Linked DNA regions of Homo sapiens: region 1 is linked to region 2. A link is an interaction called in ENCODE POLR2A ChIA-PET data of the cell type or tissue named here. Cell type or tissue: CD4-positive, alpha-beta T cell. All regions are shown on one strand. Each heading gives the region's core, and the rest is flanking DNA. Links, peaks and the distances in the headings are about the cores only.

Evidence for each region. Peaks named below come from ENCODE experiments on the same cell type or tissue, not always from the same donor. Only the 100,000 strongest peaks of a DNase experiment are listed, where the experiment ranks them.
Region 1: POLR2A ChIA-PET joins it to region 2 with 16 read pairs; 3 of 35 experiments call an interaction of 5 or more read pairs at or near these places.

Annotation. Positions count from the first base shown.
Region 1 is chr3:59,987,914-60,004,299 of GRCh38, forward strand. The region is part of intron 7 of FHIT (fragile histidine triad diadenosine triphosphatase); the gene reads right to left. Among named protein-coding and RNA genes, the nearest start is that of MIR548BB, 620 kb to the right of the region's middle. In CD4-positive, alpha-beta T cell, for the core only: no CTCF peak of the experiment used is centred there; no DNase peak of the experiment used is centred there.
Region 2 is chr3:60,071,149-60,087,534 of GRCh38, forward strand. All of the region lies in intron 5 of FHIT (fragile histidine triad diadenosine triphosphatase), which reads right to left. Among named protein-coding and RNA genes, the nearest start is that of MIR548BB, 540 kb to the right of the region's middle. RefSeq lists enhancers at 10,811-10,860, 15,570-15,699, 15,710-15,809. In CD4-positive, alpha-beta T cell, for the core only: no CTCF peak of the experiment used is centred there; DNase peaks (open chromatin) are centred at 8,053, 9,643 and 10,733; H3K4me3 peaks cover 6,439 bases; H3K27ac peaks cover 2,010 bases.

The sequences.
Region 1 (16,386 bases), core at 3,185-11,184, 84 kb before region 2:
ACATAGCTTGAAATATATTTTGAAAAGGGGAACAAGACGTAACCTGACCCACTACAGAAAAATGCCTCATGTAGATCCTTGAATGAATTTATGACTGTAAAAGTCCCTCTCTTTTGTTTCCTGGGTAATTATTTCACACATTTGGGAGGTTTATAGGGAATGCGTATCAGCTTTTCAAGTAAAAAGTGTGAGTCTCTGACTCTTCCTGGAAATCTGGAAGCAACAGAGAATGAGAAATTCTCAGGCAGCCTCCAAAATTGAGCAAGAGATACTGCAGGTCACCTTCAGTGCTGAATATTCCAAAGTTAACTTCGTTAAAAATGCACAAACAACCTGATAAAATATCTGATTTTACCTTTTAAAAGTAGGATTAAAAATTTAGGAAGCTTCGTGACTTACTCTCGCATCTCTCTTTGATATTTCTTTGTTTGGTATTTCTCTCACCTCTTATGCCCTGGTGGAGTCTATTGTTGGTTTATGTGTAACATGATCGAATAAAGCAAAATTGTAAACATTTTCTTTTTAAATAAATAGACTTTTACCTGAACATTATAATCACAGTATCTCATTCATCCATTCACTCATTCATTCATCCATCTATTCATTCATTCACCCATTCATTTATTCACTCAGGTATTTTCTGAGTTCTTTCTGTGTATCTGGCGCTCCTCTAAGCAGTGGGGATACACATGTCCCCTGTTCTCATGAGCTTACAGTCTCCTGGTGAAGGATTTTAATCAAATCATCACACTTGTGCCTAAGGGTTTCAAACTGAGATAAGGATCTCAAAATAAAGGAGCAAACACCCGAAGGATCAAGGACGACTTCCCTGTGGGGGTGGTCCCTGAGCCAAGGGCTTCAGCAGAAGCAGAGGTTAAGTAAGTAGGAAGTAGGACAAGCCCTCCAAGATAGGGGAATGCAGTTAGGGCCTCGAGCAGGAGGAAACAGGGGCAAAGCTCTGAAAGTAAAGGACAGGTAGTATTTGCTGAGCTACTCTAAGACAGATTCTCCCACCTATGCTGACAGCATGCACAATTTCAGCTCAATGAATACAAATGAATGCTCTAAGTATTTTTTAGATTCTCTAGATTATGCACATTGAGGAGCAGTTTGGGGTAGGGATGATGGAGGTCTGGCCATTAGACTCAGGCTTTAAAGAGGTTCTGGGAAGGGGAGCCAATCTGAAGTACCTGGAAATTGGAAAAAATAGATGAACAGTGATTTTATCTGGCTTCCAATGGCAGATAAATTTCCTTTCGGGAAAGGCAGATATTCTCATTTCAAGCCAGGCTCCTCTGCCCTCACTTTAGCATATGAGGAAACTGAGCTCTTGAGTTCCTGGAAACCTTTGAGAATATGGAGACAGCCTTTTCACTAGGTCAGTTTAGCTTCAGAGGGAATGAGATGGCTGACTTCCCCCACACATTAGGACTTTCATTCCAACCCTCGGCCAGCACCTAGGGAACAAAGCAAGGCCCCAGCTTTAGTTCTACTTAAAGTGAGACACTGCTTGCTCTTTCACACTCAGGTTAACATTCACTCCAACAATGAGTTCAGAAGTGACCATGGGAAGACAAGAGGCTTTCCAAATAACTACCTCACCATGGCACAGGGTCTCTGAGGGCTGGGCATGTTAGAGTCTGAGATATAAAACACAGTATAAAGAACGTTCTATTTTGCAAAACAATCACATTCTACAATCTATACCTAAGTAACAGGAAGAGAGCAGATCTCATTATGTCCCTTCTACAAGAAGAACATCTGCATTGAGTTGGGTGTCTTCATAGGGAGTCATTCTCAGGGAACGTGAAGCTTCCTCCCCATCACCCTGACCTCCCTTCCCCTGTAAATTTCCACATTGATTGATTGTAAACAAATTGTGTTCATCTGCCCAGATTCCATTATATCAAAAAGACATACTCCTCTCCACAAATATCGGAGATAGACAGACAGATAAAGAGGATTACTTTCCAGTAGCAGGGGTTCCTCCCCACTCTTCCTCCACAGAGAACTTTATTTCTAGTACATAGTAGAAGAAAGAGTCAAGAGACGGATGAGAAGACAAACTCAGCAAAGCCTTATTTTTATGCTGCTGTTGTTTTTAACCTTTAGTGGGAAGTAATAGGAGACCTCATACTTTATGAAGCCTTTTTGTATCTGGTGGTAGTTTTTAAAAAGACCATCAGCTAAAATATAAATATAAATTTAACCATGGATGATTGTAATTTCCTGCATTATATTTTTATGTATTTTCGAAAAGTATCTGTAATGAGCGAGTATCATCTCTGTAATCAGAAAAGAAACTATGAAAATATCCCCAGTGAGATCTGTGTTTGCTCACAGGGCACTATTTGGCATGATGAGAGTGAGGGGAATGATCTGAATGTTTTCAGTGCCAAGCACCATGTTGGCCTCAATCGGTAGCAATTCTAATTCTTTTTCCTGTGGATTTGTATCAGTTGCTGGTTCATTTAAATCAGCTATTAAAGGAATAAACATGAATCTTAAAAATACATTTAGAGAAAGTATATTGTTCTAAATTAAGCAAGCAGTTGGCATTTCAAATCATATGGAAGCAGATGAGGGGAACCCGCTCTCACCAGATCTCAATCCACTTTGCAAACTGCTTACTCCTTAACTTGGCTCCCTAATTAGGGCATTTTATCTTTGTGAGCATTTACCATTACTGCATCATGATAACTCTTGGCTAGTATTCTGTGAAGAAATAATTAATAATAATCCACACCAGCCAAAAGTAGATAGAGCAACATGAGCAAAGAACTAGGTTGGTGTGATGTGGCTCAATAACCACTTGGGGAAAAACAATGAGAGGGTTTTTATTGACCAAAGTGGTTTAACAAATGACACTTAAGTGATCTACTGGCATTTTAGAACAGAGGCAAGACTGCTCACTCATTAAGTCATTTTAAAAATAGTCATTATAGAGCTTTTGCCATAAATCAAGAACAAAAGATTCCAGGAAATAATTTTTTATAATTCATAAACACATAGTAATGTGGAAAGAAGGACTCTATAGAGTTGAACAGGGTTATCAATTACATTTTCCAGTTGTCTATCCTAGAGACAACATTCCTTCCGTGAGTTCAAACCTTAAACATCCAGATGAGGTATTGTGGGTAAACTTGAGGATTGACACACTTCAGCAGACTACCAGCTCCATGAGATCAAGGGCCACATCTGTTTTATTTAGCGAGAAGCAGAATTAGGCCATGTGTGACAGTGGGTGTTACTCAGCAGGTGCTCAGTGAATAATGAATGGATTAATGACATTGTATAGTAGTGTCTGACTTTGCAAACAGAAAATCACAGCCTTTGTGAATGTAAATTTACACAGTAAACCCAATACCATATAGACTTTTAGTGATATTTTGGTATTTAGAAAAAAGACTAAGATCTTCTCCAGGTAGAAAGGTATTTTGTCAAGTATTTGCTGTGTGTGTTTGACTTGTTTTGGCCTGCAATGTAAATGATCCTGATAGACATCTAGTTCTACTGGGTTCCACAGCACTTCTTTAGCCAGTGGGGTCTTGTATTCAACTTGTATTTATCACGTCCTTCTAATTTCACTTGTCTCACCCTGGCTGTTATTATAATCCCAAACAGACAGATACATTAGTACCCCAGGCTTAAGTCTCATCCTATTCATTGCTATCGGGTTATTCTCTAGGAAGCATCTTTCTTTTCATCTTAGTCCCTTCTTCCTTCCTTCCATCAGTCCTGAATGCTTTCTGAGTCAAATTCCGAGAGCAGACCCTGGCTCCTGAATCTTTTTATGCTCAGACCCTGCAACTGCTCAACAGTCGTTGTCTCCCTGATCCTCTTCACACAGCCATATGTCGGCCAAGATGCTCAACTCACTACTGCCACCTTTATACCTAGGCTCATGCCAGTCCCTTTGCAGAGAAAGAGAAACACAGAGGGAGAGAGAAACACAGAGTCTTGAGTCCCTGGATCAAGCCATACCTGAAGTCAGAAACTTCCCTTGAACTCTTTAATTATGTGACCCAATAAATCATCCATTTACTGTAGCCAGTTTGGGTTTTCTGACACTTGCAACTGAAAGAGTCTTTAACGTATGCAGGGAAGAGGAGATGAGGAAGAGAGGAACATAAAAATGAAGTAAAACGAAACAGAGGAAGAAAACAATGAAAGATTTGTCCAAGGCTGTAGAACTAAACAGTATTGGATAAGAATATAGAACATGAAGCCCAGAGCCCAAGACTCTTTCCCCTACTACTTCCCTTCAGAAATTAGTACTATTACTCATTGCCACACATTGTTACTTTAAACCTAACCAAATGAGAAGTGACCTGCCATCAAGCTCCCGCAGGTTTAAGACATATATTTGTCCTGAGTAACTTATATTGTTTTCCTGGCGTAGTACATTTAAGAATTACTTTTACAATTAAGCTGCCCAAGGGGTCTATAGATGCCCGTTTTAATTTAAATAAATACTAATGCTAAAATCAATTTGTAGGATATTTCAATTGGACCGATAAGTACAGTCTTCACTAAATCCAAAGTATTTCCCTATTAGCGCATCTTTAGAAGCGTATACCAACAACACATCAGGATTTTCAGAAACCTGCTACAAATACATTACTCCCAGAGACTGGATCAAACAGCTGATGATCAAAACATAAGGCAAAAACTAGTATTTCATCTTTGAATTCGGAGTACCTGATTTCTACTAAATATTGATTAGAGTTTTTCCCATAAGAGATCCTGCTTTGTGCCTCCTTAATTTTCTTGGTTTCAATAGTGCTTTGTGCAGAGAACAGCAGAAGTAAGGCAGAGGATACAGCTGTCATCTGTGCCACAGACATTGACATGCAGCTTAGTCACAGAACAGAGAGAACACGTGAAAGTCACCATCACACCCTCGCAACAGTGTCAGTGTAAAGACTCAGGTTCCAGATATGAAGACAGGACTGAAAATGCTTCTGGCTACAATGAAATGAATCTACCACACACTTGCCAACTTTATTCAAACTGATGATATTTTTCTTTAAACAATGGATTTAGTTATTCTACCCGTAAGAAGTCCAGGTCGTTAATGAAATGATAATTTTCTACAAACTAAAAACAAACATATCTCATCCTACTAATGGTTCCTGCCTCTCCAATATTTCACTTAGGCCATCTCCCTTTTCTCTTCTGGTAGAACAACTTCAATAGGTAAGAAAGTTTTCTTACATCCGGGAAATTTCTTTAACCACCAAAATCCATGGTGTTTGCTTTTCATCTTCAACTCACTCCTTGGTCGTTACGACATGTTGCCTCCTATTTCTGGTTATCTATGTTAGTTTCCTGCTCTTCCTACAGAATTGCAACCCCGGAAAGAGAGGTACTGAGTCTCACACACCTTCTTCACCTGGAGCTTGTAACAACATCCTACAAAGCAAGTAATCAACATGTGTTTTACAGAGAAAACTGGTTATCCCTGGACTGTATTAAAACAGTGGTATGGGTACTCTAAAATAACACCAATGTGAGTGTAGAATGCATTTCTCATTTAAGAGAGGTGTTCATTCAGCCTGAGGATGGGAGAATTTACGAAACCTCAAACCCCAATTGGCAAACAGCCTCTCTACCTTCCCAGTTTACAAAACCCTACCTGAGAGAAGGTGTCTTCTCTCAAATGAAGACTTCCAGATCCTGTTCTCCACAGACAATTAAATGTGGTTTAAAAGTTGCTGCTGGGAGCTGAGGTTATTACCCACTTTCTGATGAGGCCGGCGCCACCAAAACCAGCCTGTGGGAGCTGATTTCACTAGGACTCCCCCAACATTTTCTTGATGTTGGAGGTGTAACGGGGTCTCAGTTCCTGTTCAACTCTGCCTCTGACTGGATTCTAGGTCTTGAGCAAGTCACTGCTTCCCTCTGAACCTCAGTTAACCTCATCTTTAACATGGGGATAAAATTCCTGGCACCATAGCTACCTCACTCAATGCTGGGGAAAATTAATAATATTGATAGTGTTAATAATTAAATAATAGCTAACATGCACTGAGTTATACCATATTCTAGGCACTGTGATAAGTCCCATACCTCCCTTAACTCTTACTATTCTCATAACTACTCTATGACACCAAGCACCATCATTATGTCTCTTTTACAGATGAGGAAAGTGAAGCTCAGAGATGTTAAATAACTTGTCCAGGATCACAGAGCTAGGAAGAAGCAGAGCAATATTTGAACACTGGCATTGTGGGTTACAAAGCATTACTCCCAGAATACTGCCTTACAAAAATAAGATAAGCCATGTGACACAAAAATCTTCACAAACTGCAAAATATTAAGCCACTGTAAAGTACTGTTACCATCAATGCAAATAGATGCTCATTACATTTATTGTAAAAAGCAGGTAACCACCAACCCGTTTAGGGAAGGTGCATAAACCTCTGTCAGCAATACTCAATCCATCTGCAGAGAAACAATTAGAACTGCATTAGCACATAATCACAGAAGAAGTTCTCTTGACACCATTTCTGCCAAAGAACTCATTCTTCCCTGGAATTTGAAAAGGCAAAAAGAAAAAAATCCCATGCCGCATCTGACAATAGGAACAAACTCTTCTTGCAGCTCTGGTAATGCAACACTTCTGAAAGAACAAGTTAAGGAACGTACTTCCACTGCCCTCATTAGCTGACAACCTCTGTGGGGACTGCAAACCAGCCACACATTCAAAACAAATCCCAGGGAAGAAATCACACCACAAAGCCTGTTTCTATTTGCAAGTAAAATGACGGCCCCAAGTGTCTTTCCATAAAGCTGTGTGGTACCAAATCCAAAGCCCAAACTGGTTACAAAGGGTCGCCATTGATAAGACATGGCATTTCAGGTCCACCCACCATGGGCCAAGGAGGTATAAAGCTCAGAACGTGACATGCAATTTTTAAGCCCTCCTTTCACCTTGTCTATGCACTAAGTTACTTTGACGCCACACCTGTTTCTATTCTGCCTGGAAGCCCTGTCTGCACAACAGATGGCAGAGTGTTTGCCTAACAAATGTTCTTGTGGGTCAGTATAAGAAGGTGGTGGTGGGGATTGTTGTGGGTACGAAAGGAGAGAGGCTCTGCTAGAGCAGCAAAGAACCATCGATCTCCAACTTAGCTAGGGAAACTTCCCACCCAATGAGGGTCTGGGTATGTCTGAGCTCTGAATGTTCTCACCTCTGTTCATCCCTTCTGACAATCTTGTCCAGGATAGTACAAATCTGCTGCTGCAACCGGAAATTACAAAGAAAATCTGATGTAGGCATTTAGAAAAAAAAAACAACAGAACAAAACCTTATCAAATTTAAAAGTTAACTTCAAATTCAATTCTAACTCTATCTCCAACTTAGCTCTCTTGAATCTAACTGAAGATTCAACTTTCTTAACTCTAAACTTAACCCTTGAATCCCAACTCCTAGCTTTCACCTCTCAAGTGTCTTAACTCTAACTTAAAGTCAAACTTAGTCTCTTGAGGAGGTAATTAAACTTCAACAACTAATTGGAATGAGTTCTTGTGAACTGAGAGCTTGGCTTATCAACACATCTGGTCTTCAGAGGTTAAGAAAAAACTCACTTTCTGTTATTGTAAACTTAACACCAGAGTAATGTTTTATTTCAGCTATGATGGTAATATTTTTTAAATTATGCTATTATCCACTTAAAAAATCCATGATGTAAGGTATAAAGTAACATAATGCTCCTTGATGGTGAAAGCACATCTTAGGCACCATGCTTTGGAGAAAAACTGTGGATCTGGAGGGAATCTCCTCCTCCCACCCTAAACCACACATACCTAAACCACACACAGCACCGGGTATACCTCAGTCTTCAACATAAAGAACCAACTCGGCACGTTCCATTTCATTTGACTCACTTGCTTAGATAGCTTAGGAAACCAATCTGCTCAACATTAGTAAGTCTGGGCCCATTAAAAGGGGACTGACACTAAACTGAAATCCATTTCATCTCTTCTCCAGGGTTTTCCTCGGACTCTCTGATCAGCCTTTCCTTCACACAGGGGTGAGGCCAAAACTACTATAGATGAAGAAGAAGAGAGTGAGATGATGTTCTTTTTGAGGGCCAGGATGACACTGGCTTTGTCCAGTGTTTTCATCACAGAAATTGAAGTGGGCATGTAGTAGGTTCTCAAAAAAACAAAACAAAACTGGTGAATAAAGACGATGTGTGCTAAGCACTAAGCAGAGACCTCCCCATTCGTGCTCTTATTTAATACTCACAAAATCCTAACAGCAGGGGGTATTATTATTCCAATTTTGCAACCAAGGAAACACATGCAAATAGCTAACAGTGGACAGCATCAGATTTAAATACTTAAAGCATGCATTTCCCATGAGTGAGAGAGACATTTTGCAAACATGGGTAGAATGTGGCTTTGTGACTTGCCTCAAGATTCACCCCATCAATTTAGGCAAAAAATACAATCTTCCCTGACTATTTAGTTGGAAGATAACAAGTCAGGGAAATTCAGTCTAGCAGTCCATGGGTAAGCCTCAGGGGAATAGGAGGCCCCTGAAATTAAATGCGACATTTTGTGTGTATGTGAATTTTTCCATGGAAAAAGTCTGCAGCTTTCGAATACTTGAAAGATTCTATGGTCCTCCCAGCCCACAAAATTTAATGACTTAGCTGCTTTTAATTAAAGTTATGCTTCTAATTCTCATCCCCAAAGAGTCCAAAGGGCTCCAGACACCCTTTGTATGCCTACTGAAAGAAAAATGATTAGCATGAAAGCCTGGTGGGTATTAGACATGAGAATAGTCAAACACCTTAGGTATGGAAAGCACCCACATAGATCATTACTTAACGAAGAAAAGTAATTGAGAATGTATTCCATTGCTAGCATTTGTCCACAATGAGATTGAGAAGCCATTCTATTGCTGACCAGATGGTCCTGAGGATAGTGAAATGACAGAACCCCTGTATCACTCATCAGATTCACTGCTCTTCAAAATATGAAAAAGAACCAACAAAATCCTCATTATGACAGTGCCTACAAACAAGATCCTTCTGACCATTTCACATTCTGCAAACTTCATCTGCAATAAGAATGTCCAGACCTGAGGCTCTATACTTGGTGAAACCATGCTCATGTTCAAAAAGCATTTATTGAGAGCCTACTATATTCTAAGTACCGCAATAAATACTTGTTCCTATACCATCTGGATGCCCTCATGTGATTCTAGGCAACACGTTTAAAAGAGAACAGTCACCAAATAGAGAACCCTGAGATGGGAGGAACCAGTTTGGGAAAGGGATAAAAATCATGCCATGTACACAGCCAAAGGCATTGATGATTCTTTAAAGGGAAAGTAATACATTTTCTTTCAACTTCTACAAAGTTTCTAGGTAGAAGAAGAAATAGAGAATCAATCCAAATTGCCAGAGAAGTCTGAAAGAGGACCACAAGGTAAATATTTCAGAGAAGCAAAGTGTTGGTTCACAATAATAAAAAGAAAGAAAGGAAATGAAAAAGCAAACTATTATAGCTGGGGTTATTCAACAATGGAATAAGACAGCTGGTAAAATGTTAGTCGTTGCTGGAGGAATTTGAAATGCATTTATATGTTAAAAGCACTAAAGCTAAAACTATAAAACCAAAAGATGGGTTAGTACAAGATGATTGTCCTAAAATACAAAGAAACACACATTGTCAGTATGTGAACCTTAAAAACTAATGTTGGTTATTCTGTTTAAAGAGAAGAATGTGATGTTCACAAATCAACTTATCACAAATTACATGCTTACTCTAGTAATGTAATGACCTTGGGAGCTGACTCATAGTCTTCCTTGACCTAATGAGCATGCTGAGTATAATCAATTAGGTTTGCAATTAAAATTGCAATTTATCTAACACCCCCCTCTACCCCCACCTTTTTATAAGGCTCAGGAGACAGTGGGGTGATAAATATAAGCCCTTCTGCTGTGGCTATCTTTTATTTTTTAAGCATTTCTATTACGTATAATTTATTAAACCTTAAATTTCTTCCCTATTTGTAAGTTTCAGCAAAATTTAGTCAGGTTTCAACACAGGGTATCAAGGGATAATTAGGACAGTTAGCAGTAATTTATCATTTCTCAGCTGGGTTTTCATGCTTTCGCTGACTGCCCGTAGAAATCTGTTAGCCACTTCTACACAGATCACTATGAAATCTGCTTTATCTTTGTGCAAATTGCTTTTCTATTTTCCTAAAGTGAGCTGAAAGATGAGCCAATCGACTCCTGAAAATCTAGCCACCGGTGTGCTTGTCATCAGAGTGCAGCTGAGGCCAGGGCCGCAGATGAAGGGCTACAGTGGCTAATGGATGATGCAATGCCATGAGAGGCTTTTTTCCAGCCTGCTGCGGGTTAGAAATTTAAACCAGGCAGCCCGACTTCAGGTTAGATCTTCACAAAATATGCCCAGGAATCTATGAACATGCCAATACACATTTTATGGAGCAAATATTGCCTAGTAAGCCACCAGAGAGGAAAAGCCTAGAAAAGGCAGAGACACTAGTACTATACCACTTCCACTGAAAAGAGGGATTTTATGAAGCCTGAACCAAAAAGGGAGGACCTCGTGTTCTTTAGAGAGATTCATTTACTAGATGGTGAAAAATGAATGCTTCGGGTAATTTCATTTTGAATTGATTTATTTCTAAATGGGGGGAAACTGACACTTGGTGAAGAAAGTAACAAGTGGTTCTCTGGAAAGAGCCAGCCAGTCTCAGGTATAATCCAATTATTCCAACACAGGAAATAAGGACACAGAGGGAAGGGTGGAAGGTCACCTGAGAAAGTCATTCCTTGCAATGAATACCTTCCTGTCCCCTTCCCTACAGACTCTCAGAGAAGTATAAACTGACCCATATTTCCAGTTTATTTCTGACACCTAAACCTAATCAAAGTCCACTATTTAGAAATCCAATAGTTATTCGCAATTAGACTGCACGGCAAATTAAATCATAAATTTCTCTATCTCAGCCCTGGTTGTCACATTCCTAAAACACAACTTGCCTCCCTCCGGCACTTTATTTAAATCTCTGAGGCCGGGCTCCAAAGCAAGTTATGGATTTGATAATTTGCTAATGTGGCCACAGTAATTGTTTTGAGCCATATTTATGATTTTATTGGATCTTACAACAATCAATAATAATCCATTGATGTCCCTGACTCGGGTTTTCTCGCAGTCGACAAATGGGGCAGCAGATTCATTTTTAATGTACTCACTTAGCACTCCCTCCCTGGGAGAGAGAGCCCTGCATATTTTAAAAAAGGGCAAGAAATGAATGGCACTGGTACACATACTTTACTGTGAAAAACTAGCTGCAGGATAAGATTTAATGCTAAAAAGAAAGGAGAGAATAGACTAACAGGGCCCATTTTGTGCAGCACCACCATCGTTAAAGTTAATGGAATTACCGTGTGGTCACGCACTAGAGGGAACCTATTGGAAGTTAAGCTCTTCTAGGGCCATTGATTCACAGACTTTCATTCAAAGATTCCCACTAGCATGTGATGAGTATTGCAGATATGCAGAGGCACTTTAGAAACTGTTTACTCAAACTGCCAGTTAAGCATATTAAGAAACAACAATAACTGAATATTTTAGAGTGGATGATCTAGTGGAACGTGTCTTCTGTTAGACATAGTAAAAACTTCAACTCCGACTGGCTTAAACAATAGAGGACTTTATTGGTCACCTAATTTTTTTCAGGCTGGAGTGCAGTGGTGCAATTTCAGCTCGCTGCACCCTCTGCCGCCTCCCAGGTTCAAGTGATTCTTGTGCCTCAGCCTCCCAAGTAGCTGGGATTACAGGGGTGTGCCACCACACCTGGCTAATTTTTGTAGTTTTAGTAGAGACAGGGTTTCACCATGTTGGACAGGCTGGTCTTCAACTCCTGACCTCAGGTAATCCGCCCACCTCAGCTTCCCAAAGTGCTGGGATTACAGGTGTGAGCCACTGTTCCTGGCCAGATCACCTAATTTAAATGTCTGGAAGTAATGCAGGCTTCAAGTCTGGTTAATTCAACAATCCAATAATGTCACCTAGTGTCCAGCTTCTTTCTGTCTCTGCCATGTCAGCCTCAGCATCTGTTTTGCTCTGAGGCATGTTGCCCTAGAAAATATAAGATGGCTGCTAGAAGCTGTCAGTTACCTGCTTTCTTGTTCATAAGCAGTAGTGGAGAAAACAGCCCATCCACAACTAATGCATCTAAGTCCTCCATGATGATGGGACTCCGATCCTTTAGAGTGTAGGATTCCTAAAGTCAAGGGAATCCTACACTCTAAATAGCTTAGGAAAGGATTAATGAAAGTCATTACTGTGGCAGAGACAACTGACTTAGACTGGGATGGGCAAATTATGGCCCTCAGGCCAAATTTGGCCCACCATCTGCTTTTACAAATAAAGTTTTATTGGAATACGGCCATGCTTATTTGTGACAATTCATTTTCATATATTCTATGGCTTCTTTTGTGCTGTAAAGTCAGATACATAATTATGACAAAGACCATCTGGCCCTCACAGCCTAAAATGTTTACTATCTGGCCTTTTACAAAAGAAGTCTGCCAACCCCTGGTGTGTACCAAACAAGGTCTGCACCTGGAGCTAAAGATGAGTTCAAACCCATCCTAATTTTGTGGCTACTAAATCAAGAGGGAGGGTAGGAAGAATGCTAGAGGGACAACCACAGTGCCTAAGATAGACATGAGAGAAAATCCTTCAAGTCTAGAAAAATGGGCTTAGAAACTAAAAAAAAAAACAATTTAGGAAACCTATCATAAGCACATGTGAAATACCCTCTGCCCTGAAATACACTCTGAGTATCATCAAAACATCAAATATATTTAAAATTGAATTACAATTCCTTACCACAGCATAAGTCCCAGTGTAACGGCTCCCCGCCCACTCTTCCCACTTCTCTCCTGCTGCCACTCTCCCTACACTAAATTTCTGCCACCTGGTCTTCAATTATTTCCTAGAATGTGCCAAGCTCATTCCCACTGCCATTTCCTCTTCCCAGAATGGTCTTTCTTCTCCAGCTCTTCGCTGGCTAGGCGCCTGTCGTTCCCTGTTCTGGGTTTATGGGTTATCTCTTCAGTGACCACCCCATCTAAAGTAGCCATACCACCCCATTCCCCTTCCACCATGTCATTCCATTTCATAACACCTTGTTTTAGTCTTTCTAGTATTAACCCAAATCTGCAATATTTTATTTGTTCCCTTTCACATAAGGGGAAGAAGACAATACACTGAGAGTTTTTCCTAGGCTGTCTTGCCTTCCACTTTAACCCAGTGCCTGGGAGCACATGGCACATAGTAGGCACTCAATAAACACTTATTGGAGTAATATGTTAATATTAACTATAGAATTTCTACAACTTTTTCAGCCTTCCTGCATTATGGTGTTCATTTCAAAGTCTGTACTTGAAAACAAGGACTACGTCTCATTCTTCTTAGGTTCTCAGAGCCTGTGACGATATCTGGCACATAGTAGGTGATAGAAGAATAAATTAATGAATGAATGCCAGATAGAAAAACATGAGTAGGCAGGATACTCATTTCCTGGAAGGGAGGAACAGACTACTTTGGTAGTGAGGAAATCGAGATCAGAGCGATTCAGAACTGGAAGCAGCTACCTCACAGTGCTTTGAGTTTCCAGGTATAGAGGAAGATGAAAGACAGACTTAAATGCTACAGGGGTGATTAACTGTCAAGTAGTGGATGATGCTAATGACTTTTAAGGTCACTTGCTCCTCTGGGATTTTCTTGAATTATCCCGTGCTCTGAGTTTCTTCCTTAAAGAGTGAGATTCATCGATGGTCATCTGATAGTGGAGCAGAGCTTGGAGTCACATTTATTCCTTCCTTGGCCAAACAGTTTCATCAAAATTATACTGCTAGAACCTGATTACGTCTGGGAATTTATACCATTTACAACCAACAGACGAATTTAAACGCAAATAAAAGCCCCTGGTGAGCTGTTTGTCAGGGCACCAGGATGGAAAGCATGATAAGAAAATATTTTGTGGGGGAACACGAACTGATATATGGACCCCAGAGTGGGAGACTTGAATGTGAACGTTAGGATAAATGAATTCCACCACAAAGTAAAAGAATATTTGGTGTGTTCACTTTGTTAACTCAATGTTGTTTATTCTTCTCAACCACCCTAGGCAGGGTCAACATCTTAAAGAATTCCATCTTCATTTTTCATGTAACGTCAGGAACCAGGAAGACTTGTTTAAAAGAATAAACTACCAGGGAAAGAAATGGAAGTTTTCATTACTGGAATCCAATAATATTATCTTTATGTTGAATAAGCCTAGAATTTCAAACCACTGTTTGTGTGTGTTTTTTTGTTTGTTGTTGTTTGTTTGTTTGTTTGTTGCCCTTCCCTCCTGAGGTTTTGGATTAATCTGATGGAGAAGGCTTCCGAAGATATATGTCTCAACTTCCCTGATTTTGGTGAACAAGAGGCTTCTTTGGAGAACGGATCTATTAGACAATAAGGTAGGATGGATGCCTCATGACATGGGAAGTTAAAATTTCAAAATGACCCTTTCCCAGCACTAACATAATTGACTTAGAAGGAGGGAAAGGATTCCTCACCATGTTTGGCCTGAGGGCCATTATAGAGTCTCACCATCCCAACATTTTTCACTCAAATGTCCTCAGGAAGGTCATTATTCTAATTCTTCCACATCTGTGGCTCTGCAGGTTGCCTTGTCTATTATTCATTAAGCTGGTTTCCATCTGACCCTGGCTCAGCCATGAAATCTTTACCTTTTCCAGCTGCTTTTTGTGTCTTGAGACTTACTTTATTAATGACTTTGGCATAAAGGGTAAAGAGAAGCGCCTGAGGGGACTGAATAATTTGAGATGAGTATCAAGAAAGAATCAAGTCCAGGTCATCTAGACCAAGAATCAAAATATATTTATAAAAATAAACAAATGAAATTGCAGTTGATATTCTGGGTAACCATCAGAATCAACTGTGGACCTTTCAAGAAGCTACTTCATGGGCCCCACCCTCAGAGATTGGAAAATAGGAGGCATGAGAACTAGCTATATGCTAAAGATAATAAAGCAAAGAGAATGAATTATAATAGTCATTTCTTAATGGAAAGTGCTTCAAATGGGGCCCTTGGTTTTTCTTTTAAAATGCACTTTAAATAATAGAATCAACAACCATGTACACATTACCCAATTTAAAAATAAAACACTGTAAAGCCGAAACCCTCAGGTACAATTCACATCCCACATTGCACTGCTTCCCCTCACTATCTCCACCCAGAGGCAGTAAGAATGTTATCTGTGTCCTTCCTTCTAAGCCATATATAGATCTACATGTTTATAAATTATATGGCAGCCTATAAGCAACCTGTTCTTTTATTTTATTATTTCCTGCTGTTAATAACTACTAGTCAAAAGTTTGTAGCATTTGGATCTGTTTCAGCTAAAAGGCCCAATTTCAATCAAGGCACACATTATTGTATGGTCTTTCATTCCCCATTCTGTATTTAAGGATGTGGTGTAGTCTAAAACAAATGGTTCCAGAGCACTTTAAGAGGCCAAGGCAGGAGGATCACTTGATGTCAGGAGTTTGAGACCAGCCTGGCCAACATGATGAAACCTCATCTCTATTAAAAATACAAATAATAGCTAGGCATGGTGGCTCGGGCCTGTAGTCCTAGTTACTCAGGAGGGTGAGGTGGGAGGATTATTTGAACCCGGGAGGCAGAGGTTTTAATAAGCCGAGATCACACCACTGCACTTCAGCCTGGGCAACAAAGCGAGACTCTGTCTCAAAAAAATAAAAATAAAACAAATGGCTCATCTACTGAGGTTGAATTGGCCACTAATATTTAATCAAAAGTACTGAATCTTTCTCACATGATTAATTGGGCTGCATTTATTTTACTTTTTTTTTTTTTTTTAACAGAATTGACAGTTTGGCCAGCCAAGTATTTGGATATCACAGGTTTAAAATTTTGAAATTAGAATGAGCTGATTACATGGAGTTAGAGATTTTTATATTTGATTTCCTAGGCTTGAAACACCCATAGCAAAATGGTGAGGCAGAGTAGTGCTCCTTCAATGATTAGTTATTGAGCACTAGTATCCTATAGCAAAATGACAACAGTGAGTAACCGGCCTTACTACATCAACAAAGGTAAGACTCTGACTGAATAATAACGCCTTACATTTAGGTGGTATTTTAGGGTCTACAAAACACTTGCCTTTCACAGGAGGTTTGACTTCACAGTGATTAAGTAGAAATTACAGGCTCTGAGCCTCAGGTGTAAAAGACAGTTTACTGAATCCTATAAAACACTGAATGTCCCTACTATATGTGCCACGT
Region 2 (16,386 bases), core at 4,389-12,388:
CCACATGCGGCTCCTGAGCACCTGAATTGTGGCTAGCCCAAACTGAGATGTACCAGAAGTGTAAAATACAACCCAGATTTCAAACACTTAGTACAAGGGAAACAGAAGGTGAAAGAATCCTATTCATAATTTTCTACACAGCTTATATGTTGAAATCATACTATTTTAGATATATCGAGTTTTAACAACATATTATTAATTTCTTTTACTTTTTATGGTGACTACCGGAAAAACTAAAATTACACAAGTGGCTTGCATCATATTTCTACCGGGCACTGCAACCGTGTCTGTATTGGCCTCTTGATTTCTGTACTATAACAAGCATTTCCCCCACTTCTGAGGCTGTGTGTTTTTTTGTCTTCACATGAATGACTCTCTTTCCATGTCTGGCATGCCTGACTGCTGTTCACCCTTCTAAATGCAGCTTGTATAGCATCTCTGGAATAAGACTTGTTGAATGTCTATCTGTTTATGACCTGCAGCAAAGTTAGCCAAAATGCTCAAAAGGGGGACAGAATTGTCTGCCCAGACTTAAGGCTGGGGCTCCCCGAAGCTGACTTTCCAGTGATAATAAAATGTCCCCACCCAAATCTCATCTTGAATTGTAGCTCCCATAATTCCCGTATGTTATGAGATGGACCCGGTGAGAGGTAATTGACCCATGGGGGCAGTTCTTTCCCATGCTGTTCTCATGATAGTGAATAAGTCTAATGAGATCTGATGGTTTTATAAAGCGGAGTTCCCCTCTACACAAGCCCTCTTGCCTGCCACCATGTAAGACGTTCCTTTGCTTCTCTTTTGCCTTCCACCATGATTATGAGGCTTCCTCAGCCACGTGGAACTGTGAGTCCGTTAAACCTCTTCCCTTTATGATTTACCAAGTCTCAGGTTTGTCTTTACTAACAGAGTGAGAACAGACTAATACAGGTAATAAAGACTTGAAGGACATGAGGTAGGAAGGAAAGACAAAGGTAGAGGAGGAGAAACCAAGAGTGTTACCAAGCCTTAGCCTGATGACAACAGGCAGTTGCTTGAAGAGAGACAAACACTCTTGCTTTAAGAGGAATAAATCAAAGTGGCTTCGGATACATTAACCCTAGCTTGTCATTTGAGAAGACAGCCCTTTATATTTAGAATGGCTAGGAAAGACTCCTTCTAGATGATTTGGTGCTAATGTTAAGAACATCACGCAAGGTGTCCAGTTCGATGGCTGTCAACACCTTCTCTAAACCTTGTGGCCCATACCATATCAACAACAAAATAAAGAAACCAACCAAGTCAACAACAACAAAACATCGTCAACAACAACAAAACATCACCAACAACAATAAAAATTAGAATATTTAAGAGCCTGTGCATGCTTACTTATGTGCTGGGCACTGTTTTACACATTCCATATATTAACTTAGTCTTTCCAATTAAGTCTTCAAGGTAGCCACCGTTATTGTTCCCATTCTATAGATGGAGACTGAAACCTAAAAAAGTCAAGGACTTGCCCAGCATCACTGAGCTGGTAAGTGGACGATCAAAGATTTAAACATAGGCAGTGTGGATCCCAAGCCTGTGCTCTTAACCCTTGCAGCATATACCACTCTACATCTTCTGTACTATTCTCTATTGACAGTATCTATGAAGCTAGCGCTTCATGGTATCAGGATATGATACTTTCTTAATTATTCATTATTTTGTCTATGTATGCCTTCTTTTCCCAGCTACAGCATTCACTGTTTGAAGGGAGAGATTCAACCATCTCCTTCTCTGGACCCCACACCCAACTTATCCTGTTATAGGCTCATGGTCAACAGATGACTGCACTGTGTTACTAAATGCCAGGGAATACACAGAAGTTGTGACTGCTTACATATTCATGGAAGAAAACCCCAACTCCTATCATCCAAGTTTGAAACTAGGTCTTCTTTCCTATTGGGGGAAATTTCTGCAGGTGTGAGTAATTAGAAAATTAAACATTAATTAACAATTCAAGTGACTGATTGTGTTAGCAAGTTGCTTGCTAACCATACAGGTAAATATTGTGCCCCCATATGATGTTTAAAAATAAGGTCCCTTGAGCATATTAAGTAGTAGAGATGGTTGACTCAAGATTCAAGAGTTTCCTGACCCCTTTAATATGTCACATTTTAAGTCTGTATATAACAAAACTATTGGGAAAGGGGATTGCCTTACTCACTCACCTTGCCTTATCATCTTACAAAATATCTTATATTAAAAGAGAGAAAAGGATGACAGCTCTGTATCTATCACCTATTACTCATTATCCTGGGACAACAAACAGCCCCAGAATCTTTCTTTAATGAATATAGGCTCTCATAGTACATGCTTATGTTCGTCTCACGTTTGCTCTCTCTCATTTCAAAACCCTATTTCTCTTCTGCCCTTTATGTCTTCAAAAGAGACGCTGATATTAATTACCTTGCTTCTCTAACCCCTCATCGTTTTCAGCCCCAAACAATCAGCTTCCTGCTTTTAATCTTCTACCAAATCTATTTTCTCATGATCTACCGAAGTCACCCTACTAAGTAAGTGTTTCTGGAAAGGTATTTTCAGTGCCCATTTCCCTTGACCAACCTGTGGCCCTTGACTCACTGGAAAAAATCACTCCACTCCTGCCCTTTGTAATATTATTCTCAGCTGGAATTCTAGCCTCTGTCCTGCAACCTCCAGCTTGATTTTACAATATAAACACTGCTACTTCCTAACAAGTTCACCAGATATACGAAATAACCCTGTATTTCCCACTGAAGTAAATTAGATTGTTGTTCAGTAAATATTCACTCTCTCTTTACTTCTTATTCCTGAGAGGAGTATACTGTCACATTCCTTTGATATCAGACTTGATTTGGCTTAAGACATGTGAATGGAGCAGGGGCTTAAAATGTCATGTGCATTCCTGTCTTTCACTATGAGAAGCAGATGTCTTAGTTTTTTGCTGGGTCTTGGAGGGTGACAGACACATGGACTTAACTCACACCCTATAGTCAAAACAAGCCAAGCTGGCCCACAGACACAAGAATCAGAGTAAATGACTCTTATTTCAATCCACCAAGTACTGGGGACAGTTTGGTACACATGAGTTTTATGAAACAGTTAACTGATGCACCCATACAAATGTTAAACCTTTGTTCACTGGAACAAAGGTTGGAAGTTTTCTCCAACCTTTGTTGGATGGAAATTTTCTCTTGTTCCTCTACTTCTATGGTATTACCTCTCCCATGCCACTTCTCTAACTTCATGTCCTGTATTCTCTCCCTTATTATGTTTTAAACTCCTTTGAAGAGCAAAGCATCAAAAGTTCTTATCCCTAGACAGACACAAATTAAAATTTGCTTATTCATTCATTCATTCATTCATTCAGCAAATGTGTGGATTTTAGAAATGAGTTTCTGTCTCAAAGGTATTTAATACAACACCTGGCTCAGCTTCATGGACTAGAGACACATTATCACTGAGGTCACGTTGTTACTGTTTTTGCTACTCCTGCTAACTGTTCCAAAGGGGAAAAAAAAACAACATGCACTTTAAAAGCATGATGTTCTTGTTGGCAGAAATTACAATAGTTTCTTCTCTTGGTGTTTACTCCCCCAACACTTTCCTCAGCTCTTTATTTCTGATATTCAATTACCCTTTTTCTGCCTGGCTTTTCTCACTTTCCCAGAAGACTTACCCTGGGAAACTTTACTGTTTTCACTGGTGTACATTTGCACTAGTTGGTTTAATTACCAAGTGAATCTACAGCCTCTCAGAACATTTGACACGTCTCCCTTTCACTGGATCCAAGACATGAAGCAATGAAAACGAATGGGTGAATGTTACAGCAAACTCAACCAAAATTTATTTTGCCTGGATTCAAGGATTAGGCTAACATGCTAGCCAGTTTCTGCCCCCCTAAAATGTCACCCTCTGGAATGACAAAAACCTTAATAAGATTTGGAACCAAAGTTCCTATGACCAGAAACTGCTCAACATATATGCGTCACACACAGGAAATAAAGGCACATTTTAAACTAGAGCTGCTGGGTCATCTTTAAAATAGCAGACTGCCTGTCAGGAGAACCAATGGAATAATCAATCACTCAATTTAAAGTGGGGAGCTCCTTTAAAATGCTAGGGTGATGGGGTATGGGCACAAAGTGAATAGCTGTGACAGTACAGTTCCTCAGCCAAGATCCACGAATGTAAGCACCAGTGGGAAGAGCACTAGACCAAGAGGCTCAAAAATATACTGTGACCTTCAACTAGTCACTTAACAAGTGCTCATTGTATCATTTAAAAAATAATACAATAGAACTCCATGAATCCAATTAAATTTAATTCCATATTATTCGAGTGTTTGTTTAAAATGATATTTCTCAAAGCAATGGTCAAATGAGTTTGGAAATCAGTAGATTAAAGAAGGTTAAGCAGGTTTCTGTTCCATGCAACTTCTCAGTAACTTTAATAGTCTACTGTGCACCGTGAAGCTCTCAGACCTGGTGGATGTGGTATGGAACATTCCCCAGACTAATAGGAATCAAAGATCCTGTTTGTTTACCATGGACAGCCTTGTAGAACTCCTATTCTCTATAATACATGGCCATCAATTATAGAAGACACAGAGATACTAAAGAGAATAGTTTTCTTGGGTCCTGGTCCTGAGGCCTGGCATTCTCATGAAGCTGAGTTTATGCCCTCCCCTGTGATTTATGCCATACCTCTGAATCCTTATAATGATGTCCCTTTTTGATCTTAAGATGGCTTTAACTGGTAACTATCATTTGTAAGCAAAAGTACCTTATTAAACAAGAAAAACAGCTACGTGTGAGTTCTGAGTAAATATTGCTAATTTATGTCTATCTGCAATTGTTACTTGGGCTGAAACAAAAGTTCCAGGTAAGTATGATAGTCATTTTGCCAGAGGAGCCTCAATAATCCCTGAGCTGAAATACTTTCATACATCAAGACGTAATCATCTAATATTAGGAAAGCCATTAAGAAATACAATTACTACTGGAAATGAAGACCTTTTACAGGAGAACAGACATGATGGTTTTCCTTAAAAGCTCTTCCCTTTTCCACATCCACTTTCTTCTACTTTAAAATGAAAGTGACTTCATTTTCAAGTGACCTTTTATAAAGTCCAAACATCAAGTGTCGTAAATATTCTAAGTATTCAGAATGAGGTCCAGTACTGTAATATTAAGTTGGATATGCCAGAAACTCAGAAAAGCCTATTTCTCTTTAAATAGCCAACTTATAAAATTATTCATATTGTCTTCCTGGATTCCCATTATGTTCCTCGTGCAAGAAAGTGAAAGTGTTTTATACAAGCCACACTGTGGGGTAATATGGCCAAACTAAGAGCTTTCAGAAGGATTCTTCTCTTATTCTCTACTTCTGCTTCTGCTGCTGCTGCTTTTTTTAAACAAATGAGATCAGAGGCATACTGTGATTAGCAATGCATGTTTATGTAGTGAGACACCAGATTAGAAATGATTATTATCATGTCACCTAACAGAGTGATAATAATGGTACTCTGAGATGGTACAGCTCAGCTGTTGAGGATTCCTACTACAATAATTATTTTAAAATTAATTTTGAAGAGAAAAAGGAAAGAAAGAAAGATGATTGAAACCATTAAAGCAATCCTGATAAATAAGAAAAAAAAACCCAAACACTATGTTTTATTCCTAAGGCAAGCACAAAAAATAAAATAATCACCAAAGTGAGACACGACTGACTGAAAGGTAAAAGGAACATTCATTTTCCCCATCCAAGGAAAACAATAACTGAAAACAATTTAAGGCAAAAAGTTAAGCTTCTATTCTGAGCAAAGGAGAGTTGGACTGTATTTATGTGCTAATAATCTATTTATAAGAAATAACTGATTAAATAAGATAGATAAAACTTAGTAGACAGAAATATATTTTTTTCATAGCAAACAAAGCAATCAAAAGAGAAGTGTTGCTGAAAATATTGACAATTAAAAATCATTCAAGGACTCTGAAGTATATTTCAGGCAGAAAGAGAGCAGCCTAAGGAGGACTTATTACAGGATTGAAAGCATCACCGTGAATTCATAATTTTTAATATATAAACTGAGAGATATGGAAATATATATATAGTATGTGTATAAGTACACATGCATATAAATACACACGCATGTATTGCCTACCTCTACTCACAGAGAGGCTGAAGCAATGATACCCCACTATAAATTAGCATACCTGATGTCCAGATCTTGGTTTCTAAATACCATTCTCCAAAAAATAAAAATAAAAAAGGAACCAGACCTCCTTGGAGAAGTGGTTGGCTCCATTAATGGGACAGGACAGGAACAAGATGAGATTAGAATATCCTGTGGTGCCACAAAGTTACAAATGGCTAAAAAAAAACAAAGAAAAACCAAAATTGTGGGGACAGGTCAAAAGAACACATGAACCAGAATGAAGGGATTCCCCTGGCTAAATAGGGACATAAAATAAAATAAAAACTGATAATATCCCAGAGACTACAGAATTAAAAAAAATCTACGATTTTACTTCACACACACACACACACACACACACACACACACACACACACACATATATAGAGGGGGGGGGGAGGATACAAAGTAACATGTAGGATGAACAAGTCTAGAGATCTAATATACAATATGATGACTACAGTCAATAAAATTGAATTAGAGTTTTTTGTTAAATAAGTAGATTTTAGCTGCTCTCTTCACAAAAAAAGTAACTCTGAGATAACAGACGTTGATTTGCTTTATGTAGTAACCATCTTATTGTATATATGTATCCCATATCATACTTTAAACCTCAAATACACAAAATAAAATTTATTTTTAAAAAAATGGGAGGTGGGGGAGAAAAGCCCTTCCTTACAGAATTTCAAGTCATAAATAAGGAGTAATTAAATTAGAAAGTTACCATTTAACAATCATCACAAAAGTAACTGTTTCAGGTAAGAATCAGTAGTAGTGAATGCAAAAAAAGAATGGGTAAAAGTATAAGAAAAAACATACTACATTTTCTACAAGTATATTCCTATAAGATACTTATTGATTACAAAAGGAAAAATAGCAATTTTCCAATGGAGAAACCTGGTAGACACCACACCAACCAAGTGATCAAAGTTAATACCAAGAATGGGAGAAAGGAGCATCAGTGTCTCCTGATATAATGCACTAAGAAGGATATAATACTACCTCTGTAGGATTCTGGCCAATATGCAAAATCTGATTCTAACCATGAAGAAATGCCACATCAGACAAACTCAAATTAAGAAACATTCTGAAAAGCAATAGGCTGTGCTTTTCAAAAATGTCAAGGTCATGAAAGACAAAGTCTGGGGAATTGTTTGAGATTAAAGAACACTAAAAGACAGGACAACTAAACACAATGTGTGATCCTGGAATGGATCCTGGACCCAAATAAAAGACAATGGCAGCATTTCCATAAGGTCTGCAGACCAGAAATAGCTTTATATCAAGGTTAATTTCCTGGTTCAGTAATTACACTATGTTTTTCTAAGAAAATGTCTTGTTTAAATACACTAAAGGAGCAAAGAGGCATCATGTAACTTGCTTTCAAATATTTCACTAAAAATTATATATACATTTATACACATATAACATATATGGTACACACACTCATATATAGGTGAGAGAGAGAAAATATAATGGAAGTAAGTAAAGTATTAATATCTGGGGATCTGAGGGAGGAGGGTAGAGGGATTCTTTACATTATGCTTGCAACTTTTTTTTTTTGCAACTCTAAAATTATTTCAGAATTAAAAGTTAAAAAAGAAAAGAGAGGGAGCTTGACTTAATATTGCAGCTGTACCATAAAGTGTTCTTGAACAAGTGACTTGTCTTCATTGAGGCTCGGCTCCCCCTTTGCAAAATAGAGACAACATGACTTCACAGGGTGATCGGGGTGGACAAACAAGATGGTGCTGCAAAGCTCCAACCCAAGAGCTGGCCCCTGAAGCACACAGTAAGTATAGCTTGTTTTTGGTAAATCCAAAATACAACAACCCATTAGAGGGCGTTACTGTCTGAAAGCAGTTTGGGGGCACCCGAGGTGATGTGCAGGCCGCAGAGACAATGCTGTTCTAGGTCAGGAGCAGAAACACAGGCTCCTCACACATGCTTTTAAATGGGGCTTTTTACTTTCTAAAATGTGTTTCTACACAATTGAAAACAACATTACTTTTTCCAGAGTGGGAGGATGAAAGCAATCGTGGGTGGGGGCTTCTTGAGAAGAGGGGTTATTTTTTTTACTTTTAAAAAGGTCTCAGAACAGTTAAAAATAGTTTTTCCTTAAGCAGCCTCCCTCTGCTCCCTGCTCCCACCAGCTGCTCCTTCTCTCAGCCTGCCCTTCTCTTTGTCCCTTCACCATTTTCCCCTCTCTCCTTTTTGCTTCCAGTCACTCATATGCCACCCACTCCTGAGAACCCTACCTTCTCTTATTTTTTTGTTTGGCTTTGTTTTGAAAAAAATATTAATCCCAAATGAACAAAGAAGATACGTGGGAAGGAAATAAATGGTGAGCTCTTCCTTACTTCACCACCTGTCAAGTTTTAAGTTTTTCCTCCAACTCACACTAACCTCCTGCGCAACCATAAACTTCAGTGCTTGCCAAAGCCCAGAAAATTCTAAGTAAAAAGCAGAAAATGAATGCAGGGAAGGGGGTGCATTCTTATTGTTCATCAGATCTGAAAAAAATAATGCCCAGAATGTCAAATGATATTACACTATTAAAAAGGTACAGTAAAGATGTGCTAATGATAGATTTTTTTTCTACTCCAATATGTTGTAAATATTATAAACTATCATTTACTGTCATTACTTTAATGATGTAGAATGTTGAAAACTCAATCTGGGTTAATTTACAAATAAGTAATTTTGAAAGGAGAAAAAAATATCTTTTCTATTTCCGTGTAATGTCCCATTACTTGACAGTCAAAATGTGGATACAGCCAAAAGAAAAATAATGAAGGTCAAGGAGGATCAAAATTTACCTGATAGAGTACCTATCTGTTAGAAATCACTTTCCTGAAATACCTTCTCTGATTTTAGAAAACTGAAAAAACAGAAAATACACTACCTTTGACAATGCTTGCGATTCAGGGTTGTGCTTGTGTATGGGGGTGGGAGAACCTCTGCTAGGATAGGAGAAAGCTGCCAGACACAAGTTCAGATTTAATAGAAATAGCTTTCAAATCAGGAGTCTAGCCATCAACCAGTTTTAGATGGACAGTCCCAGTTTCAAGTAAATAAAATATTTGCATATTAGAGCCTCGTAGCCCTACTTAGCTGCAAGTAAATTTTCTGAGATTTACTCTGCCTTGCTTCATTTCATCCAGGCACTGATTATTTTTTCATTCTTTATTCACCAAACATTTACTAAGCACTTCTTTATACAATAAATTCTGAGCAAGGTACTAAGACATGAAGAATAAAACAGGTCTGGCTGGAGACTGCACGAAATTGCCAGTCTGTCTGAGCCTGTTTGAATTCATAAAGTCCCCGAGAAAGAAGAAATAGGTGAGGATTAGCAACCCTGTAAGAGCATTTACAAAGAAGGGAGTGCAAAAGAAGAAAATAGCACCACAGCTCAGGAGGGCAATGGTATTACTTACCAAGGGTGCAGTTTGTTTGATGACAAATCTCAAAACTGAATGCAGTGATTGTGTTAGATGCAAACACTTGGATGAAATAGATGACTGTTCTTGTGACCTTGCCAGGAAAGAGGAGGAGTGAAAGAGAGGGCTAGAGTTCTAGTCTCCTTTCTGAGTTTTGCATTCATTGGCAACCATGTACCTCTAGACATGGGAGTGCAGGCATCTATCTCTATCAAGGTACATGACATGTAATGAAAGGAAGGGATAGAGACCAGGCAAGAGAAAGCAAAGAGAGAGAAATAGACAGGGAGATGGAATGAGGTAGACAAATCTTAGAGGAATGCAGTGCTTCTCCAAGTTTGGTGCAGGAATGTTCCCATTAGAATCACCTGAGGGGGTTATTTAAAATGCAGATTCCTGGGCTCTGACCCAGGTCTGGTGAGCCTGAATGTCTGTGGCTGGGACTCTAAGATTTGCATTTTATATACGTTTTGGGGGGTGGTTCTGCATATTAAAATTTAAGATCAGACCACTCCCTAAATCCAAGGGTGCTATTTTACTGTTTACTTGACCAACAGTATAAATGGGTGTCTTCAAAGCCTTGTCACCACAACCCCATGCAGCCTGATCCACTTACTTCTCTGTATCACACTCCCTCCTCTCCCACCAAGGAAAACAGAGTGATCCTGAAGTTCCTTAAAACTCAACTCAATCTACTGCTCCTCATTAGTAATAAGGTTCTGTTCAAGGAACTATTGGCTAATCATTCATATCCTGATTGAGATACCAGCATATCCTACCCAATTATTAACTATGGATGGACTCCAACCAGGAAATCCAAAACTATATGCTGCTTACTGAATGACAATAATAAATGTAGGCTCTTATTTAATTATGCTGCGGTTTATTAACTATCCGATAATAAGGAAAACCCCTAGTTTATTATAGATCTGTGGGGTGTGTGAATATGTGTGTGTGTTTTGAGAGATATATACAGGACCCTAATCAGAGAGAGTGCCAGGAATAACAGCCATGCATGCCAGGCATCTTTTCCTGTTTCTTTTTCAGTTACTTGAATCCACCTGTGATAAACTTGCCAAAAGAAAGAGGAAGTACAATAACCACAAACGTTAAGTGATTTTTTTTTTTGTTCTACAAACTCGATGAGTTCACTGCATTGTCTACTTATCTGTTTTTGTAATTTCAACTTTTATTTTTGATTTCGGGGTGCACATGTGGGTTTGTTCCATAGGTATATTGCATGATGCTCATGTTTGGGGTATGATTAATACCATCACCCAGGTAGTGAGCATAGTACCCAATAGCTCTTTTTCAATCCTTGACCCCCTCCTTCCCTCCCACTAGTCCCCAGTGTTTATGGCTGCCATTTTCATGTCCATGTGTACCATGTTTGTCTGTTTAACTCTCACTTATAAGAGAGAACATGTAGTATTTGGTTTTCTGTTCCTGTGTTAATTTGCTTAGGATAATGACCTGCAGCTGCATTCATGGTGCTGCAACAGACATGATTTCATTCTTTTTTTATGGCCATGTAGTATTCCACTGTGTATGTGTACCGTATTTCCTTTATCTAATCCACCATTGATGGGCACCTAAGTTGATTTCATGTCTTTGCTATTGTAAATAGTGCTACAATAAACATACAGGTAGATGTATCAGTTTGGTGGAACAGTTTCTTTTCTTTTGAATATATATCCAGTAATGGAATTACTGGGTTGAACAGTAGCTCTGTTTTAAGTTCACTGAAAAACCTCCCAACTGCTTTCCACAGAGGCTAAACTAATTTACATTCCCACCAACAGTGTATAAGCATCCCCCTTTCTCCACGGTTTCACCAGCATCTGTGTCTTTTTGGCTTTTTATTAATAACTATTCTGAATGGTGTGAAATGGTCTCTCACCGTGGTTTGGATTTGTATTTCTCTGATGATTAGTGAGGTTGAGCATTTTTTCATGTTTGTTTGCTGCTTGTATGTGTTGTTTTGAGAAGTGTCTGTTCATGTATTTTGTCCACTTTGTAATAGGGCTGTTTTTTGCTTGTTGAATTGTTGAAGTTCCATATAGATTCTGGGTATTAGACCTTTGTCAGATGCATAGTTTGCAAATATTTTCTCCCATCCTGTAGGTTGTCTGTTTCTCTGTTGGTAGTTTCTTTTGCTGTGCTCAAGCTCTTCGATTAGGCCCTACTTGTTAAATTGTGTTTATGTTACATTGCTTTTGAAGACTTTGTCATAAATTATTTCCCAAGGCTGATGTCCAGAAAGACATTTCCTAACTTTTCTTCTAGGATTTTTATAGTTTAAGGTCTTACATTTAAATATTTAGTCAATTTTGAGGTAATTTTTGTATATGGTGAAAGGTAGGGGTCCAGTTTCTTTCTTGTGCATATAGTTAGCCAGCTATCCCAGCAATAACAATAGGGTGTCCTTTTTCCATTGCTTAATTTGTTGACTTTGTCAAGATCAGGCAGTTGGAGGTGTGAGGTTTTATTTCTGGGTTTTTTATTCTGTTCCATTGGTCTTTGTCTGTTTTCACGCCAGTACCATGCTGTTTTGGTTAATGTAGCCTTATAGTACAGTTTGAAGTCAGATAACATGATACCTCTGGCTGTCTTCTTTTTGCTTAGGATTGCTTTGGCTACTCGGGCTCCTTTTTGGTTCCATGTGAATAGTCTTTTCTAATTCCGTGAAAAATGACATTGGTAGTTTGATAGGAATACCACTGAAAACCTGTATATTGCTTTGGGCAACATTGCCATATTAATGATACTGATTCTTCCAATCCATGAGCATACTGTGCGGTCTTTGATATTGGGTCCTGACTAGGCCAAGAAGACAGAGATAGACTGGTCCCTCAAACCTTTTCTCTAATGTCTGGAGAGTACATATTTTATGCTTTTCAGTATGTATGGCCTCTATTGCAACAACTCAACTCTGCCATTACAGCATTAAAGCAGTCATATATAATATATAAACAAATGGGTGTGGCTGTGTTCCAGTGAAACTTTATTTACAAAAACAAATAGTGGGCCAAATTTAGCCTGCAGGCTCTTGTTTGCCAACCCCAGCTCAAATCATCCTCAGACAAAATTTAGGGAGCTGCTAATAATAACAAGGCCATGCTCTGCTATAGTGCTATTAAGCTATTGCCTCAGCATCAAATTCACCCTTTGGTATTCTCTTCTGTGATAACTGGCACGTTTATGTATTGACAAGAAAGATGACCACCACATATTAAGTGGGGAAAAAATCACACTTTTTATAGCAATATCACTTTTTTTAACAAAATATGATCCTCTATACGTACATACATAATGTTGTATAAGGATTCATAAGTCTCAGAAAGGATAATACTGAAAGGTTCAGAGGGGTAACCTCTGGAAAATGGAATCAGGAGTAGGAAGAAAAGATTACTCTGATTTTTTGCTTTACATTCTTTTGTAGTCTTTGAATTTATTTAGAGTAAGCAAATATTACCATTGTAAGTTACAACAATAAAAAGGAATAAATCAAGGTGGAGTCTTAACAGTGCTGAAACACTTTTGTTAATCCATTTCCCCAGTTCCAACCTAAGCTTTACAGAGGTGCTATTGTCAAGCAATCACTCATTCGTTCACTCTACACATATAATAGGCATCCACTTTGGGCCAGACCCTACGCTATGTGTGAGGAATTCATGAAGTTTAGGATCTAGGTGGAAAAACATAATTATATAAGCTAAAATTGTAATTAAAACAAATAATGTACATGAAGGAGAGATGGCATCACATTTCTTTATTAATATATTTATTGGGTATTATATCCCATTATTGCTGGAGGATAAAATCTATGCCAGGGAATATAAAAAGATGAGACAGAGAAAATGATACGAGTAAACACGCTGAGGACTTTAGACTCAGCATATAGGTGTTTGGTTCCTACCATATCATCTACATAATTTCCTTAAAACTGCTGTGAATATAAAATCACAACAGCTGTTTTAAAGAGACTGAAATTGAAATTCAATGAAACAAGGCATTTGTAAGTCTTCCTTGGCTTTCTACATTGATAGTGACTTTTTTTTTTCTTTTTCACACTCTTAGAATCAGGGATGGGTTAGATGTTATGATCTTGCTGTTACTTCAGGCATCTTCTGTTATCATTCTCCCTAGAGGCCAAAGGCAGAGACCATGTCTTCTTTTCTATATGTTGGAGGCACTGTCTTTTGAGTTATATGCCAAACACCTTCTCTGGAATTGGTTTGCCACTTCTAGGGACTGGCTCCCTGTCGCCATGTTTGTGTAATATGACAACAGACTTAGGCAAGTGATCCTAGCTGGGCCAGAATTCCTTCCTCACACACTCAAAACAGGAACAAAAGAGAGTGGTCTAGATTTTACAATGTATTAACTCAAGGGATGAAGAATTCCTTATAAACTAGACAGAGACAAAGATCTTCAGAGATAAAAGACGGGTACAGACAAGCAGAGAGAAGATTACCAAGAGCAGATCATTCTGTCCAGGTGCCTCTGATTTTTTGAGGTCTAGGTTCTTCCAAAGGCCCTACTACATCCTTTGCTTGGGTTTTTTTCCATATGACATCATTCTACACTTACATTATATCTTCCCTTTTCACTGAAGCATCTATATATAAATTAAAGCATCACTAACTGATGCATGTGTATATATTCCAAGATGTTTAATATTGCTTTCCTGACAGTAGGGATTTTTATCTGCAGTGCTTCAGAGCCAAAGCAAATTCTAATGTTATTTTTTTCCTCCGGAATGTTCTCCCAGAAAGTTTCTACCAGTTTGCTACAAGTTGAATGCCACTTGTTGTCATTTCAGAACCTCATATACAGTATTCTTTAATAGCCAGAAACACAATTATAGGGGAGGTCAGAAGATACATCTCCAAAGTCTTCTAAGTGTTCTCTCCTGTGCCCTACAGGCCAAAATGGTTTATATATCAAATGACCTTGGACAAGTTGTTTATCTTTTGAGTTTCAGTTGTCTCATTTGTATACAGGCAATTCTGTTGGCTCTACAGTGCTGCTGGCAGGATAAGTGACAAACTCTTTGGAAAGTCCCTCACACACAGTCAGTGTCATTTAAGGTGGCTCCTCCTGTGAGATTTTGCAATTAGGGATATGATCAGTCTTAGTCCATTTTTTGTTTTTGTGAAGAAATACCTGAGGTGGTATAATTTATAAAGAAAAGAGGTTTATTTGGCTCATGATTCTGATGGCTGGAAAGTTCAAGATTGGGTATCTGCATCTGGTGAGGGCCTCAGGCTTCTTCATCATCTCATGGCAGAAGGCAAATGGAAGCCATTGTATGCACAAATCACATGGTGAGAGAGGAAGCAAGAGAGAGAGTAAAAGGGTGGGGGGATGCCAGGCTCTTTTTAACAACCATCTCTTCTGGAAACTAATAGAGTGAGAACTTGCTTAACCCAAAGGACAGGCATCGATCTATTCATGAAGGATCTGCCCTCCTGACCCAAACACCTCCCCCAGGCCCCACCTCCCATCATTGGGGATCAAGTTTCAACATGTGGTTTTGAGAAGACAAACATCCAAACCATAGCATTCCACTCCTGGATTCCCAAAACCCATGTACTTCTCACATGTGAAATACAATTGTTTCATCTCAATAGTCCCAAAAGTCTTAACTCATTTCAAAATCAACTCAAAAGTTTAAAGTCCGAAGTCTCATCTGTGACCCAAGGTAATTTCTTTCCAGCTATGAGCCTATAGGATCAAAAATAAGATGTTTGTTTTCAACATACAATGGTTTCATGGGCACTGGGTAAACAGTCCCATTCCAAAAGGGAGAAATTGGCCAAAAGAAAGAGAAAACAGGCCCTGTGCAAGTCTGAAACTTAGCCGGGCAGACATGATATCTTAAAGCTACAAAATAATCTTCTTTGCCTCCATGCCCTACATCCTAGGTACTGCAAGGGGTGGGCTCCTAATGCCTCAGGCAGCTCTGCCCCTATAACTTCAGTGGGTGCAGCTCAAGTAGCTGCTTTCCTTGGTTGGAGTTGAATGCCTGTGGCTTTTCCAGGTTGAGGTTACACACTGCTGCTGCTGCTGGTGGCTGTATAATTTGGGAGTCCCTTTGGTAGCTCCACTTCCATAGCTCCACTAGGAACCCTGATAGAGATTCTGTGGTGGCTGCACCTCTGTGGAAGGTCTCTGTCTATGCTTTCAGAGATCTATGAGTCATCTCTAAAATCCTCTGAAATCTATGAGTCATCAAGCCTCCACCACCCTTGCATTCTGGGTGCCTGCAGACGTAACGTCATGCAAAAACTGACAAGGCTCATGGCTTGCACCCTCCAGAGAAGGAGCCTGAGCTATATCTGGGGCCATTTGAGCCATGGCTGGAGCCAGAGCAGCTGGGATGCAGGGAGCAACATCCAGAGGCAGCCCAGGGCAGCAATACTTTAGGCCTGTCACCTGAACCATTCTGTCCATCTACACCTCTGGGCCTATGATAGGAGGGGTGGTTGTGAAGATCTTTGAAATGCCTTAAGGGCCTTTTTCCCATTGGCTTGACTACTAGCACCTGGCTCCATTTTAATCATGCTAATCTCTTTAGCAATTTCACTGGACTGGGCAATAGCATTGGATTCCTCTTCTGAAAATGTTTCCTTTCCCACCAAATGGCCAGGCTGCAAATTTTCCAAACTTTTACACTCTGCTTCGCTTTTAATTATAAATTACACCTTTAGATCTTTCCTTTGCTGCTTTAATTCA